Linked DNA regions of Mus musculus: region 2 is linked to region 1. The links are chromatin loops, found by intact Hi-C in ENCODE. Cell type or tissue: left cerebral cortex. All regions are shown on one strand. Links, peaks and the distances in the headings refer to the core of each region. The heading gives the core; the rest is flanking DNA.

The links. Hi-C counts contacts between places; a loop is a spot of excess contacts. Peaks named below come from ENCODE experiments on the same cell type or tissue, not always from the same donor. Only the 100,000 strongest peaks of a DNase experiment are listed, where the experiment ranks them.
Region 2: it touches region 1 in a loop (3-fold over the local background); 2 of 42 quality-filtered maps call a loop at or near these places.

What each region holds. Positions count from the first base shown.
Region 1 is chr10:84,353,103-84,360,863 of GRCm38, forward strand. No RefSeq gene overlaps it. Among named protein-coding and RNA genes, the nearest start is that of Gm46201, 21 kb to the left of the region's middle. In left cerebral cortex, for the core only: a CTCF peak has its summit at 3,101 (motif pointing left); DNase peaks (open chromatin) are centred at 1,419, 4,619, 5,110, 5,469 and 1 more place; H3K27ac peaks cover 3,473 bases.
Region 2 is chr10:84,168,394-84,176,154 of GRCm38, forward strand. No RefSeq gene overlaps it. Among named protein-coding and RNA genes, the nearest start is that of Gm40727, 62 kb to the left of the region's middle. In left cerebral cortex, for the core only: no CTCF peak of the experiment used is centred there; DNase peaks (open chromatin) are centred at 4,536, 4,803 and 5,271; H3K27ac peaks cover 2,650 bases.

The DNA of each region.
Region 1 (7,761 bases), core at 890-5,889:
GGAGTTGAGGTGGTAGTAGAAACAGAGAAAGACAGAGGGAGGAGGGGAGGAAGGGAGAAAGGGGGAAAGGAAGGAGGAAAGGGAAGGAGGAGGAGGGAAAGAAGATAGAGAGAGGAGAGGAGAGGAGGGGAGGGGAGGGGAGGGGAGGGGAGGGAAGGGAAGGGAAGGGAAGGGAAGGGAAGGGAAGAGAAGAGAAGAGAAGAGAAGAGAAGAGAAGAGAAGAGAAGAGAAGAGAAGAGAAGAGAAGAGAAGAGAAGAGAAGAGAAGAGAAGAGAAGAGAAGAGAAGAGAAAAGAGGAGTAGAGGCCGGCCATGAACACATGGAGAGAGAGGAGGCAGGTGAATGGGGAGAGAAGGAACAGAGAAGGAAGAGGTAGGAGAGGAAGAGCAAGAGAATGAGGAGGAGGCAAGCAGCCCTTTTTATAGTGAGTCAGGCACACCTGGCTGTTGCCAGGTAACTGTGGAGCCGATCCTAGATGGAATGCCAACAAAACCTATGCCAAGATACCTATTCTTGCCTGTTAGCTTACTAAAACCTTGACAGTTCTACTCCCCTCAGTGGGCAGACGTGGATAAACATCCGTCTTCCCCATCCCTGAGGGGTGCAAAGGATACAAGCCCTCAGGGTGTGTCCACTACTTCTCTGGCGCTGATAGGAACGATCTACAGCAGGGAGGATTTGCTTTCTGCCCCAGTTTGAGAAAGAAATCAGATGGGTAATAATTAAATAAAATAAATATATGAGTAACTGCTAAGGTTTCACCTAACTCTTTAAGTTTTAAATAAAATCTGAGAAGAGCATAGGCTGAGCTTCTTTTATTCCCAGAACACAGTAGCATCTCTGTTTCTCTAACGGGTGCTCGTTGAATATTCACTAAATAAATGTGTATTCGCTATGGATTGCATTTGATTATTACTAACAGGGACAAACTAATTTTTCTCATCAAGAAAAAATGTAAATAAAACAACAAACAAAAGAGTCTAGTGTTGGGGCGTGCTGGTGCATGCCTGTGATTCCAGCACTTGGGAGACCAAGGCGGGAAGACTGAGTTCTAGTCCAGCCCAAGCTACATTACAGAGTAAAACGTGAAAATCTAAACGAACCAAAAGAAGAGTCTGTCTCTCTCCCTTTAAGAGAAGTCCCCCAAGCTTTAAGATACAGAAAGTGGGCCAAGTCTGGAGTCTAACTGCCAGCATGCATGAAAATTCCCAGCCACATGACCTTGAACTTGCTTGGTCTCTGGCTATGTATCAGTTTCTCCCATGGTAACAGGAGAATAACAATAAATTCCATCTCTTAGGGCCAGTTGTACATCTTAAAAGATGCAAGGTTGCTAGTCAGCTTTATCACCCTCGCAAACAAATAACCTGAGAAAGACGACGTGTGGAGGGGTGTTATTTGTTCCGGTCTCTGAGATATTTCTGTCGGTGGCCATCTGGCTCCCTGGTGAGTCAGAACACCACGGTGGTAAAAGCACATGGCAGAGCATGTTCACCTGATGATGGGAAAAGAGAGGAGGGAGGGAGGGAGGGAGGGAGGGCCACCAAAATGGCATACATTCAATAACCTTATCTATTTAACTAACCCTCATCTCTTGATTCCCATCTTCTTGCAATAACAATGGATTCATCAAAGGCTATTCATTGAAGATTACGTCAGAATGATGGAGTCATTGTGGATTACATCAGAGGCTAAGGACTCCCCAGAGGCCTATCAGCTTTCAACCAAGCCCTAACCTGAGACTGTGGAGATTTGGCATTCAAACTCTCCCATATAGGAACTGGGTTTGGATCAAAGGGTGGCCCCAACGGTGTGTTACCATCCATCCATTCCACTCCAGTCACAATTCATAGCGACAGAAATTGTGAACAATCACATCTGTATTTTATAATGTGTGAAACAATCTCCCTCACACTGTCTCTGTGTTCTGTCCCCTCCAAAATGTCAGTGGTATCCACAACGATACCGGCCTCAGCAGTTAGAGAAGGTCTGGTAGGCCACTCAGTGGGTAAATCACTTGCCACACAAACAGGAAGACTCACCTTTGGGTTCCCAAAGCCCGCAGAAAACTGTTCGGGTCGCATGCATCAATAATCCCGGCCCTCCTATGGGGGGCGGGCGGGGTGGACCAAGTCAGGAGAAGCTCCAGAAGTTCAGGGGCCAGGCAGCCTGGGGTACAAAGCAGAGAACAAGAAGAGGCCATGGCTCAAAGGAAGCAGAAGGCAAGAACCAACATCTATGGTTGTCCTCTGCCTTCCTCAATAGTCATGTCATAGCGTGCACTCACACATGCATACACACAAACAAGCATCATATGTGTCAGTTGCCCACCAGAGAGTACATGTGCAACCATCTGCGTGTGTTTAATCCTGTACTCTACTGCATAGCCTTAGGTGCGGGCAGCAAAATATTTACATGTTGAACATTTTCTGTGTTTGGATAGTGAATGTCTGTGTGAAACCTGTAACCTGTACATTATCATACAAAATATACACTTCTAGCTCACATTCACATACTGCTTCTACCGAGGCTTATTGCCCAGATACTCTGTGATTGGGTTTTCCTTAATACAGTTTGACCCTCCCTTTGCCTCGTGACTCCCCTCTCCTCTCCTCTCCTCTCCTCTCCTCTCCTCTCCTCTCCTCTCCTCTCCTCTCCTCTCCTCTCCTCTCCTCTCCTCTCCTCTCCTCTCCTCTCCTTGCTCGTATTAGATTGTCTCTGGAAGTTTGATTCAGGGATAAGTTCCAAACTGGGATGTATTTTGCTCTTTCTCTCATGCCCAGCTCAGAGCTGGGAAAAGCCATGATATGAGAAGGGAGATGAATCAAGGATGCTAAATGAGCAGAGAACCAAGTGAACCAGCTAGGTCCTGATTCACCCATAGCTGGGATGGGTGTCTTGTGTATCCAAGTAGCATCCTAGGCAGGCAAAACCACATCTCATTTTCTTTACATTTCTTTTCTGCATAGGTAATTAAAAGTTGCTTCATGGACTGGAGAGATGGCTCAGTGGTTAAGAGCACTGATTGCTCTTCCAGAGGTCCTGAGTTCAATTCCTAGGAACCACATATGGCTCACAACCATCTATAATGGGATCTGATGCCCCCTTCTGGTATGTCTGAAGAGAGCTACAGTGTACACATATAAATCAAATAAATAAATCTTTTTTGAAAAAAAAAAGTTGTTTTAAGTTGCTTGCAATTGAGGGCCATGCTGGGTGCAGCAGTTTGACAATCACATTTGAGCTAGCAAGTCAACTGAGGTTCTGATGACTAAATTCTATCCCAATAACCCACAGTGGGAGGAGAAAACTAAGACTCAAAAACTGTTCTCTGACCCTCACATGTGTGCTATCATGAGCACATACACACACACACACACACACACACACACACACACCTGTCCACATATACTTGCTACACACACATATGCAGGCATGCATATACATATACAGGTGCACATATACCCTCACACACATATGCATGCATACTTGATACCTCACAGTTCTGTAGTTCACAAATCTAACCCAATATGACAAAATCCTCTGTTCGCCATCTCTTAAGGCTAAAGTCAACGTGTAAGAACAGCTTACTCTAATTTGCCTCGTATTTGCTATGATAAACACCATGAACTAAAGCAGCTTGGGAAGAGAAAGTTTATTTCATTTTACGACTTACAGTCCATTGGGGAAGGAACACAGGTTGAGAACCTGGAAACAGGAACAGAAGCAGGGGCCATGGAGTAGTGTTGTTTACTGGTGTGCTCCCCATGGCTTGCTCAGCTGCCTTTAAGATACAACCCAGAACCACTTGGGCAGTGGACTAAACATCCCCATATCAACAGTCAAGAAAATACCTCTACAGACTTCCCACAGGTCAGTCTGATGGATGTAATTCATTCCCCAGACTAAGCAACATGCAGCTACATTCAAGATGCCTAGGACTGGTGGACCACAAGTGTGTGATTATCGTGGTGTTCCTAGAGGAGACTGATGGATGCCAGTGTCTGGGAGTAGACAAGACCAGCCCTGAACAGGGACAAAAAGCAACTTAAGGAAGGAAGAGCTTATCCTGAGTCAAGGATTGAGGGTATAGTCCGTCATAATGGGGAAGACATAGCAGTAAGTAGAAGGAAGCCAGTCACACTGTGACCATGATCAGAAAGCAGAGAGAGATGAATGCTGGTGCTCAGCTCCCTGGCTCCCTTTTTCCTTTTCGTTCAGTTCAGAAGTTCAGCCTACAGGACGGTGCCACCCACCCTCAGTCTTTCCTCTGTAGTTGAACCTTTCTGGAGTATCCTCACTCACATCCTAAGAGGTGGGTCTCCTAGGTGACTCCTACTAGAGTCAGGTTGACAGTGAAAATAATCATTACAAATGGAAGCGGCTGGAGACTTTGACTGGCTGTAAATGAGTCACCACTTTACTTCCCAAAGACATTCCAAAATGATTTGACTTTCCTCCCGTTGCTAAGTCTGGTGGTATTGCCTAGTAGATCTACCAGAATGTGCCAGAGGAAGGAGAGGAGAGACACGGCACAGAGGAAACTTAACTTGGAGAGTCTTTGATCTCAAGTGGCAGGCGCTGTGAGAGTAAAGGGGGTGCTGGGAGATACAGGGAAGATGGCCAGAGATGGAGGGAGGGAATGGAAGTGAGGCCAGGAGCAAGGTTGGCTCCTCCCAGATGTCCATTCCTAGCATTTGGTACAAACCAGGAGAATGAGAAACCGAAGAGGAGAAATAGGTATGCTGGGTGGGAAGAGAGAGATTGGACGCCTGAAGATCATTGGCACATAGGTTCATCCCTGTACCCAGCAGAGCAGAAGAGGGAATTTGAGAAAATGGAAGCTTTAGTTAAAAAGGAAAGGAAGGAGAGAGGAGGAGGAGGTCACAGAGTAGAAAGTACCCACAGGGAGCAAATATGAGGAGGGGCATCCCTACTGACAGCCTGCAATGGGAGCAGAGTCTGGCTGCCTCTGTACCAAGCACGTGATCCCATGCTCCCATCTGCCTTATAATTGTCCTGCCCAGCTTCAGCTTCCAAGGCACAGGCTGGATGCATCCTTGTGAGTCTGCAGCCCTGCACAGGCCTGCTGTCCTCATTTTGCAGGGAGAAAGCATCTTGGTGATATTATGAGACTCCAGATGGCACTCTGGGCTTCCTGCCCACATGCCTTATGCTTCCTCAACCCAAGAACGGTACCACCACCTGGGGTCTTCTTTATTTCTTCCCAACACAGCCCAACACAGCCATTCTCTTCCTCTTCATCAGCACACACTTCCTCTCCCTCCTCAGACCTCTGTCCTAGAATATCTTGCAAAGATCACAGGTTGTGGAACTCCATAGACCTAGGCTAGTTATTTGGCTTTTCTGAATGTTCCAAATACTTCATTACATGCAGAGTGCAAGATGTAATAGCCTAATTCAGCACTTGGCACGAAGTAAAAGCCACATTGACATTAGTCTGGGCACACAGACCTGCAGACATCTTTTCAGAATCTAACAAATCTGTCCAAAGTTGGGGGAGGCGGGTACAATGTCAGTCAAAAGGAGAGAGCTGCTATCTGGTCTTGCCACTTCATTGTGTGATTTTAGGCTAGTTAGTCTTGTGACTTTTTGAGCCCTGGTTACCTCATCTATAAAAATGAGGCTACAAGTTGAATATCCCTTATTCAAACTGCTGAAGACCAGAAATATTTTGGATTGTAGACTTTTCCAGAATTTTTTTTAATATTTCATAAACATAGTGAGCTCTCTTTGGGGAAGGACACAAATCAGCACATGGGCTCATCACACGCAGCCTGAAAATAAGCTTATATGTGATTGCCTAGTCTCCAGGGAAAGCATGCCGCGTGAGCCTTCTTGATAAACCTTGCCCAAGTTGTGTTCCCAAGTGTCATGTCTTTGTTCATGATGTTCTGGTCTTAAACTTGGCCTTCCCTAATATGCTCAACATGTGACTTTCATCCGATTCAGATCCTTTGAATGTCTTTCCTATGTTAAAAAAAGTCCTCATCTTAAGATGTCTACTATAAGGTGGAGGTTACTATGGAAACCCTGTCCTAGGAGTACAGACATGTGCCCAAATCTACTCCAATTAGATAAACCCTAGCCTAACTTGACACGAGTTCAGATCCTATATTAAGATCCATTCTAGGAATGTCAGTTTTCAGTGTCAACCCTGACAAATGTACATTATCAATGTTCAGTCCTTAGTCACATGTTGGCAGTGCATGGAACAAAGACTGTGACCACTAGTGCCAGCTGCGAGGTCTCTACCTAATCAATTCTATAGCTGGGTTTTGGCTCCATACATGGAATCTCAATGACTAGTCCTGCTGCAAGACTCTGTGTTTATAATGAGCCTTAATAAGGTTCATCTCTGTTGAAAGAACCTGAAATTTTTCTCCCAGTATTTGGAGCTAAGAACTTCAACTATGAAGTGATGTCCCTCTTGCACCATGAACAGGATGAGAGTAGAAGCCAATCTTGCCTTAGTCAACACTGAGTTTCATTGTCTTAATCTCATATGTTCAGGAGCCGGGTCAGTTAGGAATCTTCTGTTGCAAGAAGACAGATGGCCAAATCCAACAAACAGAATCCAGAAGCCTTGGTGCTTGCTTTAAGGATGGATGGACTCAGAGATACAATGAGGTTGTATTATACACTGCCCTCCAGCCTTATGTTCAACTCACTCTCTCTTGACTCTCATTCAACTCATCACTTTTGGCTCTCAAGAATAAAATCTGCCACCAGAAGTGTTTCTAGGTTGACTTCATTTTCATAGAAATTTAGAGAAAAGAAAAAGGAAAGAAGGAAGGAAGGCACAAGGCCAAGGAGAAAGGAGGGAGAGAGAGGAAAGAGGGATGACCACTGTAAATCTCTCCAGCACCCCTACTTCAGTCAAATATCATCAATCAACCATGTTTGGGTCTCGGCATTAGTGAACTCTTAAGCCAATTGTGAATCCAAGAGAAGGAGAAATTCAAGTGGGAAGAACGATGAAGGCTGTGATAAAGTCACGTGGTAGGTGATGTACCCCCCTGACCCGTGACCCCTGACCTCAGGCATCACATTGTATTGGGAAGAACCATATAGCCATGGATATGACACATAACTGCAAGAAAAAAATATTTTAAAAAGAAAGGAACATCTCCATCACCACAGAGCTAAAAGAGGGCATAATATAAATGCAATATATCTATATAAATATAAAAATGAAGTCTACCTACCTGCCTGTCTCTTATACTCACATTCAGATATATCAGGATGAGGTATGAAATAGGTCTTGGGAGCTTAACCAAAGAATGGCCATGAGCATGCATCGAAGCAACGCTCAAAGGAAAGAGATAAAGTTCCTCGTTGCACCCAGAGGAAACGAGAAACCATTAACTGAGGTGTCAATTTCCTCATTACTCCATGCAGACCTCAGTAAAACCTTATCATTCTCAAATAGGAATTACACTTCAGGAAGTGGTCATTAAGACCTCTTACCGGGACGTGAACAAAGGCGAGTGAAGTAGGCTGTGTGGTATCCGAGGCTGCAAGAGAAAAACATACATACGTACTGCTGCTGGCCTTTCCTCCTCACCCACCCACCCCAGGCCTGGAACTGAACCAGCCTAACAAGCCAAGAATACTATTCCAAAAATTAAAAAAAAAATCTGCCAGACATTCCTGCCATATTAGTTTTATCGAATTATTACCTAGCTGCAACCTTAGAAATAAAATCATGGAAAGGCAGGAAATGTGGTGATTTCATGA
Region 2 (7,761 bases), core at 1,784-6,783, 180 kb before region 1:
GGCACAAGTAAGAGGATCATAAGATAGAGACCAGCAGGAAGCACATGGTGAGAGCCTGTCTTCCAACCACACCGAACAAGAAAAGAGCCCGTACATAAAGTGGGACTGTTGCAGAGAGCATGATAGAGGGAGATGAGGAAGGTTCTGGTTTGAGACACTGCCCATGCTAAATGTGGATCATCTTCTATACCTAGTTGATACTATGGAATAGTGTGCACAAGCTTATAGAAAAATCTGCCATTGCAGAACATAGAGCCACCTAAAAACCAGTATCAATAAGTTCTCTGACAGTGAATTCTGTCTGCATTTCAAACCGTGAATCCTAACTTCTTTAAATATAAATGAACATATATCGATGCATTTTTATTTATTATAAGATATAAATGTCCGGAAAACATCATTTATAATAACATTAGTATATAATAGGAAAGTATATCTATGCCCATGTTGTATATTGCTTGTATAAGTATTTTATATCAAATGAAATGGGATCTCATATATTTAATATACTTATAAATAAAGTATAAGAATATACATTATGTTATTTAGTCACAAGCTGGTTCAAGAAGCCCAGTGAAGGTATTTCCATCTATGGTTTGGAGTCCTCCTTAGAGATTCTGATTTCATAGCTCTATAGACTGATTCTCAGCAAACATAGAGAGAATGTGCACACTAACCAAACACTTGGAAGCATTTGAGAATATGTGAAGATGTCTCTTCTCTGGGTTGCTTGAAGATCATTCTATAGTGTTATTCACTTCCCACAAGCCCTAAAGAAAGGCTTTACCTTTCAAAATTGAATTTTATCCAAGCTGATGCTTAGCATTATCATGGAGATCAAGTTTGCAGAGTGAAACTATAGCTGACACAGACAAAGATTACAAGGTGCCTGGCTTTGTGCTAGGCACTCTATTTGAAGCACTGCATTAGATCTTCCCATTTCCTCAGGACTCGGTATAGCCAGGATTCCTCAGTTGAGTTGAAGAAAGGTATTTGGTTAGGTAGGGAACATGTGGTTGAAAAGGTATTGGAGCCCAGATGTTTTTGAGCCTTTAATCTGAGCTCTTTTAAACAACTTCCACACCAAGTATTATGGACAGTTCTACTGAGTTCCCTGACACCCATGCAGGGCACTGATATTCAGTGATCAGCTACATTGGAAGGATTATTCTAAGTGTCTAGGACATAGCAGTGACTGTGATGGAAAGGCCCTCAGGGCATTTATATCTCCAAGACAGGGATTGGTAGGAGACAGACAAATGCAAAAATAGCGAATACCTAAGTGTCTCATTCCCTAGCACTAGAGAGAAAAAATAAAGCAAGAGTGATAAATAGGCAAAATGGATTGAAAGGAGAGGTGGCCATCTTTCATCTGCAGAGGAGTAGGCCCTGTTGAAGAAAAACTTTGAAAAGGTGAGGAAATGAAGGCATCATTTACCCATAAGGAAACCTTCTTACGAAAACTGCTCTTCATGTCAAGAGAACACTTCAAATGTGAGCCTTCTAAGTCATTGTACTTCCGTAGAGGTAACCACGGATGGAACAAAGATTAGGAGATGTGGTTCTCCCAGCAGTGTCTTTGGACCAATAACATCAGCATCACCTGGGGACCAGTTGAAGATGTACATTCTTAAGTCCTATTGCATCTGAAGACATGGAAGGTGAAGGTAGAGTCAAGCTAAGTATGTGTGTGTGTGTGTGTGTGTGTGTGTGTGTGTGTGTGAGAGAGAGAGAGAGAGAGAGAGAGAGAGAGAGAGAGAGAGAGAGAGAGACTTTTATTTTTTTATATATACATTGGTGTTTTGCCTGCATGTATGTCTGTGTGCAGATGGCAGATGCTGGAGTCACAGACAGTTGTGAGCTGTCATGTGGGTGCTGGAAATCTGAAGAGCAGTCAGTGCTTTTAACCACTGAGCCATCTCACCAGGCCTGAGAGAGAAAGACTTACATTTTAAAAACTTCTCGATCGTCAGAAGTTTTGTAAAGATAGTACAAAGGTTTCTCTCAACTCAGAGTACCCTGACATTAGCCATCTACCTAATCAAAATACATTTTTTTCTATACTCATAGATTAGCTTTGACACAATACTACTAGCTAAACTGCAAATTACTCAGATTTCTCCAGACGTAGTCATCTATGGGTGAATAAACCCCTCCGATGAGTTGATGTCCACTAAAGTTAAGGGAGCCCTAACTTGGGAGGTAGCATGGAGAGATGTCAGGGAGGTGAGGGATCTAGATCTTGTAGGCTTTAATAGGAAAATTCGAGTCCTCTGGTTTTTACCTCTGAGTGAAACAGGTTGGGGCTCAGAAGATCTTTTTCAATGTAGTCTAAGCTGACCACACTTTGTTAATACTATAATGGTTCTTCTCCAGCTCTGTTCTCAAGTCTTCTCTGTCCCTTCCCTAGTACACTTTATGTTCACTCTTCATCTTGGTTTCTTTCTCTGTCTCTACTCTTTATTATTCTCTGGTCCCTGCGACAACCCAACAAAGGTTGGCATCTTGTGTGATTCCTGCTATATCCCAAGCACTTGGCACTGGGTGAGTTACTCAGACAATATCTGTTGAAGGAAGGAGAGATCTAGATACAAAATAAAACTGGGAAAATGTGGACTGTTTTGACATGTATTGTGAAATGCTCTCAGCCAAGGTTAGGGATGGAGAGGAAGGAGATGAAGGTGGGCAGAAGCTGAGCTGGGAGGTTCCTGCAGAAGTCCAGCAGAAGTGAAGGGAGCATGCCTCTTCCCGGGGCAGCTGCGAGGCTTTATGTCTCACACATGCTGAATGAACAGATGCTAACATCCTGGGCATCTGAAAAATCCTCTGTTTAAGACAAACTCTGGACAGGACCTTTTGAAGATAAATCAATTTCTTATTTTAAGAAGGAAAAATAAACTCCTAATATTTGGTTATTTTAAAGGAATTCCCTGTGCACATGCAAAATGACCAGCTTTTATTCTCTATTAAGACATGCATAGTCTATCATTACAGCCTTGATGTTTAACTTAGCATCAAAGAAAACAGGCCAAGGGGGCCAGACCTCAAGTTCGGGAATGTTAAACACTGCTCACAATATGCCCCAGACTTTAGATGTTTCATATAATACTGAACAGTGTGGTTCACACAGGACAGGCTCTGCTCCATATTCCAGTAACACAGTGAAGAATTGGGGGTTGGCAAGTAAAGATCTCAAATGTAACATGACACGTGAGGAACAAAGAAATGTCACTAGGTCTAAAGTTCACAGCCTATTTTCTAGCCCTAGGCTTAGACAAAGTTATTCAACTGCCTTGGACCTGGCTGTCATATCTTAGTCTCACACTAATCCTGCCTGGCTCTCTATGTGTTTATAGGAGGGGAGAACATCACAGCCTTCTTTTTAGCAAAGACAGTTACTATCTAGCTGTCAATGGCCTCTATCTCTAAAGGAACGATGGGAAGCCATGTTCTAAGAAATCATTTTGTTCTTGGAAAGGGTTTTTTAAAGTCTCTCTTGGTCATGTTGATGTAGAATGAGAAAATCCCCAAGACACTGAAGAAAGGCTCTACAGGACAGTTTCTTGGCTTAAAAAAAGACCACTCCTTCCAGTCTCTTCCAAATCTGTGTAAGGGCAAAGAAAGACTCCAGAAAGAAGACTGGGGAATCTGAAGTCACTTCCTGGGGATTCCACACTGACAGAACCTCTCAGGTGGACTGTAGTAGACTCCACTGAGGGCAGCTGGCAGGAGAAGAGTTTCTGTGAAACACAGGAAACCATGAACATATCCATCAGTGTCATAGCATAAAGTCCAGCCATTGTTGCCATTTGAACCTCTGAAGAGCTTACAAGGTTCCATTCCACATGCATGCCTGCACACACACACACACACACACACTACTGTTTGGCCAGCACAAGGGATCCCTTGTCTACCACCTACACACCTCAGAAGTTCCTCTGGGATCCAAAGAGGCCCCAGAAGAAATCCAGCATCTCTGGCTGGATGGTAGACCATCAGTCTCTCAGCCTACCTGCCCCCCCCTTCAGCTCCTTTCTGGATCTCAGTGTTTCAACTTTTGTCCCATTTTCTCCCTGGCTTCTGATATCCTGGGAGCTTCTTTGCTTGGACATCCACCTCTCTTCCATAACGTGATACTCATATATTCACATTGTTCTCAAGACCCACACGCCAACTCACACTGACCCTTAAAACCTTCCTCAGTGGACAGTGCCTCCCAAGCAGCCCATGCTACAATCTGGGCATTTAATCTTAACAAAGGATGGAGCCAAACTGTCAACACTATACAAATTCTATAGCAAATCCAACTGCATTGCCCATAGCTCAGCTCTTGAAACTGCCCTGAACCATTGTCTTTCCTCTCCCTCATACTCTTGCACCGCTATCCTGTATAAGTCAATCTACATAATGCACTTTCCAAAACATGGAGTATTTCCCTTGGTAGAAGCTGGTTTCCTCACATTCTTGTCTCCTAGGATGGCACCCACGCTATCCTGCAACTATAGCCTGAGTGATTCTTTTTTTAGGATGCTTGGGAGAGTAGCAGTAATAAGGCCATTTACTCTAACTCACAGCAGAACCACTAGACCAAAGGGACGTGGCTGCGTTAAAGGTCACTGAGTAGTCTGGGCAGAAGAAATGGCCTCAGGGGGAGAGAATCTGCCAAACAGCTGACCAGTGAAATCTAAATTGGCAGCAAGACCCAGGCCTCATTTCAAAGGGGAAATTAAAACCAGGCTTTCTGGGAGGGCAAGTCCTAGTCAGAAGGGAGGTGATGCCTGTAACCATGGCAACATGCAAACACTAGCTTTTCCTCTCTCCTCTTTTCCTCCCCAGTGGCCTACTTCCAAACACCCCTCCTACACTCATATATTTTAGGGAGAGGTGTCATAAGAAGATGAAGACATCGGGTCAGTCCCTGTGAAAATCCTAAGGAGTGGGGTGCTTCCACCAGAGAAAATACTGGAAAGAAAAGCCATTAGTGGATTCCATAAGCAGAGAGCTTTATATAGTAAATACAGAGGCAAGGTTAAGTCTTCCCAGACCGAAGGAATGTAGATTCTTCTAGAAGGATTGAGAATTCAAAATGTAGTTACATAAAAATAGTCAATGATATCTTCCATTCGTGTGGAGGGCTGAGTCTGTTATGGTTTTAACATACATCATCTTGTGATAGAGACCACTGTCTCCACTTAACAGGGAACAGAATGAAGCCCAAGCCATTCTAGTAATATATTTTAGTGGTACAGAGCCTCAGCAGAGCCATCCTTCATCGGGGCTTACTGAATGAGTGAACACCCTGCATTCCTATAAGAGAAGTTTCCTGAGCCTGAGTTCTGGCTGTCCTGTTTTATCTAGACACAGTGTTCCTGGAGGAGCCTAGCTCTTCCCATCATCAAACTTGGGTTCATTGAAGTGCTGTGAGCCTTAGGAACTATGTGAAGGGTTGAACCTGTTAGAGAGAAAGGCTTGGGTCTCAAAAAGTTTGTCCTCAAGCTGCAGAGGTAAAGGCAGGGTCTAGACCTGAAGGAGAAAAGGTGGTAGCAAAGGCTCTGAAGATCCAGCACCGTGGTGTTTTAGAGCTGGAGCTTTGTGGCGAAGGCAGGAGTAAGCTGCAGGACTTTGACCTGTTAACCAACATTTCCTATCACTATAACTTTCAGGTTAAGATGGCTTTTAAAAACTTACTTGCTCTTTGGGCTGGATAGAAACTTGAGCTGTTTACACTTTTTACCACTTTATTAAGCTCTGTGCCTGTTGGTTGTAATCTCATTAGAGGGTAATCTGATTATTTTATTCTCTGTCAACTCATATTTCTCAGTGAAACAGCTTGACCAGAACTGTCCTTGTATTTCTACTCCATTCTGAACTGTAATGTGGAGATCATAGCCTAAAGTCTTTAAAATGATCTCCTATGTTTTTTATTCCTGTGTGTATGCTTGATTTCATGTGTTGGCACACATGTATGAATGAGTATGTATGGAGGTGTATTAGTCAGGGTTCTCTAGAGTCACAGAACTTATGGATAGTCTCTAGATAATAAAGGAATTTATTGATGACTTACAGTCGGCAGCTCAATTCCCAACAATCGTTCAGTCACAGCTGTGAATGGAAGTCCAAGGATCTAGCAGTTACTCAGTCTCACGCAGCAAGCAGGCGAAGGAGCAGGAGCAAGAGCTAGACTCCCTTCTTCCAATGTCCTTATATTGTCTCCAGCAGAAGGTGTAGCCCAGATTAAAGGTGTGTTCCACCACACCTTTAATCCCAGATGAAAGGCGTAGCCCAGATTAAAGGTGTGTTCCTTAAACTCGGAGATTCAATCTTCTGGAATCCATAGCCAATATGGCTCAAGATCTTCAAACCAAGATCCAGATAAGGATCTCCAAGCCTCCAGATAAGGGTCACTGGTGAGCCTTCCAATTCCGGATTGTAGTTCATTCCAAATATTGTCAAGTTGACAACCAGGAATAGCCACTACAATCCACCCCTTGTCAACTTGACACAAATAATATCTCATGTTCACATGAAACAATAACAAGGTTGTAAATACGCCTAACATGATATAACTATCCCTCGTACAATCGCAAACGCATTAGTAAATTTACAATGGGCATTCATATTACTTTATAATCCTCGTTTCTGCAACTGGTTACGTGGCCTTAATTGGTATTTATAACTACCTTCCTCTACTACCCATTCTGTATTTCCTTCTCCTTCAGCCAGCACCTCAGCAGGTCTTGGCTCTTTTCCTGGAGGATTGACCCATACCTTCATTCCTGATGGATCTGCGTTCTTTGTCATCCTGCTTGGATTAGGCTGTTGTAGTTTCCCATTGACTTTAATCACAGGACATGGTAGTACTAAGAGGCGCCCTAAGGGATCTCCTACACTCCAGACATAATCTTGCTTACCACCATTGTGAAGAGGTAATCCAATTTCTCCATGGTAATCTGGATCTATCACCCCTCCTAACACTGTTATTCCTTTTTTAGCCTGTTGGTTTAAGGGCATTAGAAGCCCAAAATGACCAGGGGGAAGTCTGAGCTTCCAGTTCAATGGAATGTTTGTTGTAGCTCCTGGTAGGAGGACTCCCCTCTCTGGAGCCAAAACTTCTAGGCCAGCAGAACCTAGAGTTATGGGGACAGGAAGCAAAAATTTTCCTAGAGGGTCACTAGGAGTGATAGTAAGTGGAACTATTCCTTTTTCCACCCCTTGATTCCTGGACCCATGAATCCTGGCTATGGGTGAAACTGTACCATATATCGAGCGCTGATTCAAAGCATATACTGCCTTCTGAAGAACTCTACCCCAGCCTTCCAAGCTGTTACCACCTAATTGGCGCTGTAACTGCATCTTCAAAAGGCCATTCCATCTTTCTATCAGACCAGCTGCTTCAGGATGGTGGGGAATGTGGTAAGACCAGTGAATTCCATGATCATGGGCCCACTGTCGTACTTCTCTGGCTGTGAAATGAGTTCCTTGGTCAGAAGCAATACTGTGTGGAATACCATGACGATAGATAAGGCATTCTGTCAGTCCGTGAATGGTGGTTTTAGCAGAGGCATTACGTGCAGGAAAGGCAAATCCATAACCAGAATAAGTATCTACTCCAGTAAGAACAAAACGCTGTCCTTTCCACGAAGGAAGTGGTCCAATGTAGTCAACCTGCCACCAGGTTGCTGGCTGGTCACCTCGAGGAATGGTGCCATATCTGGGGCTCAGTGTTGGTTTCTGCTGTTGGCAGATCTGGCAATCAGCAGC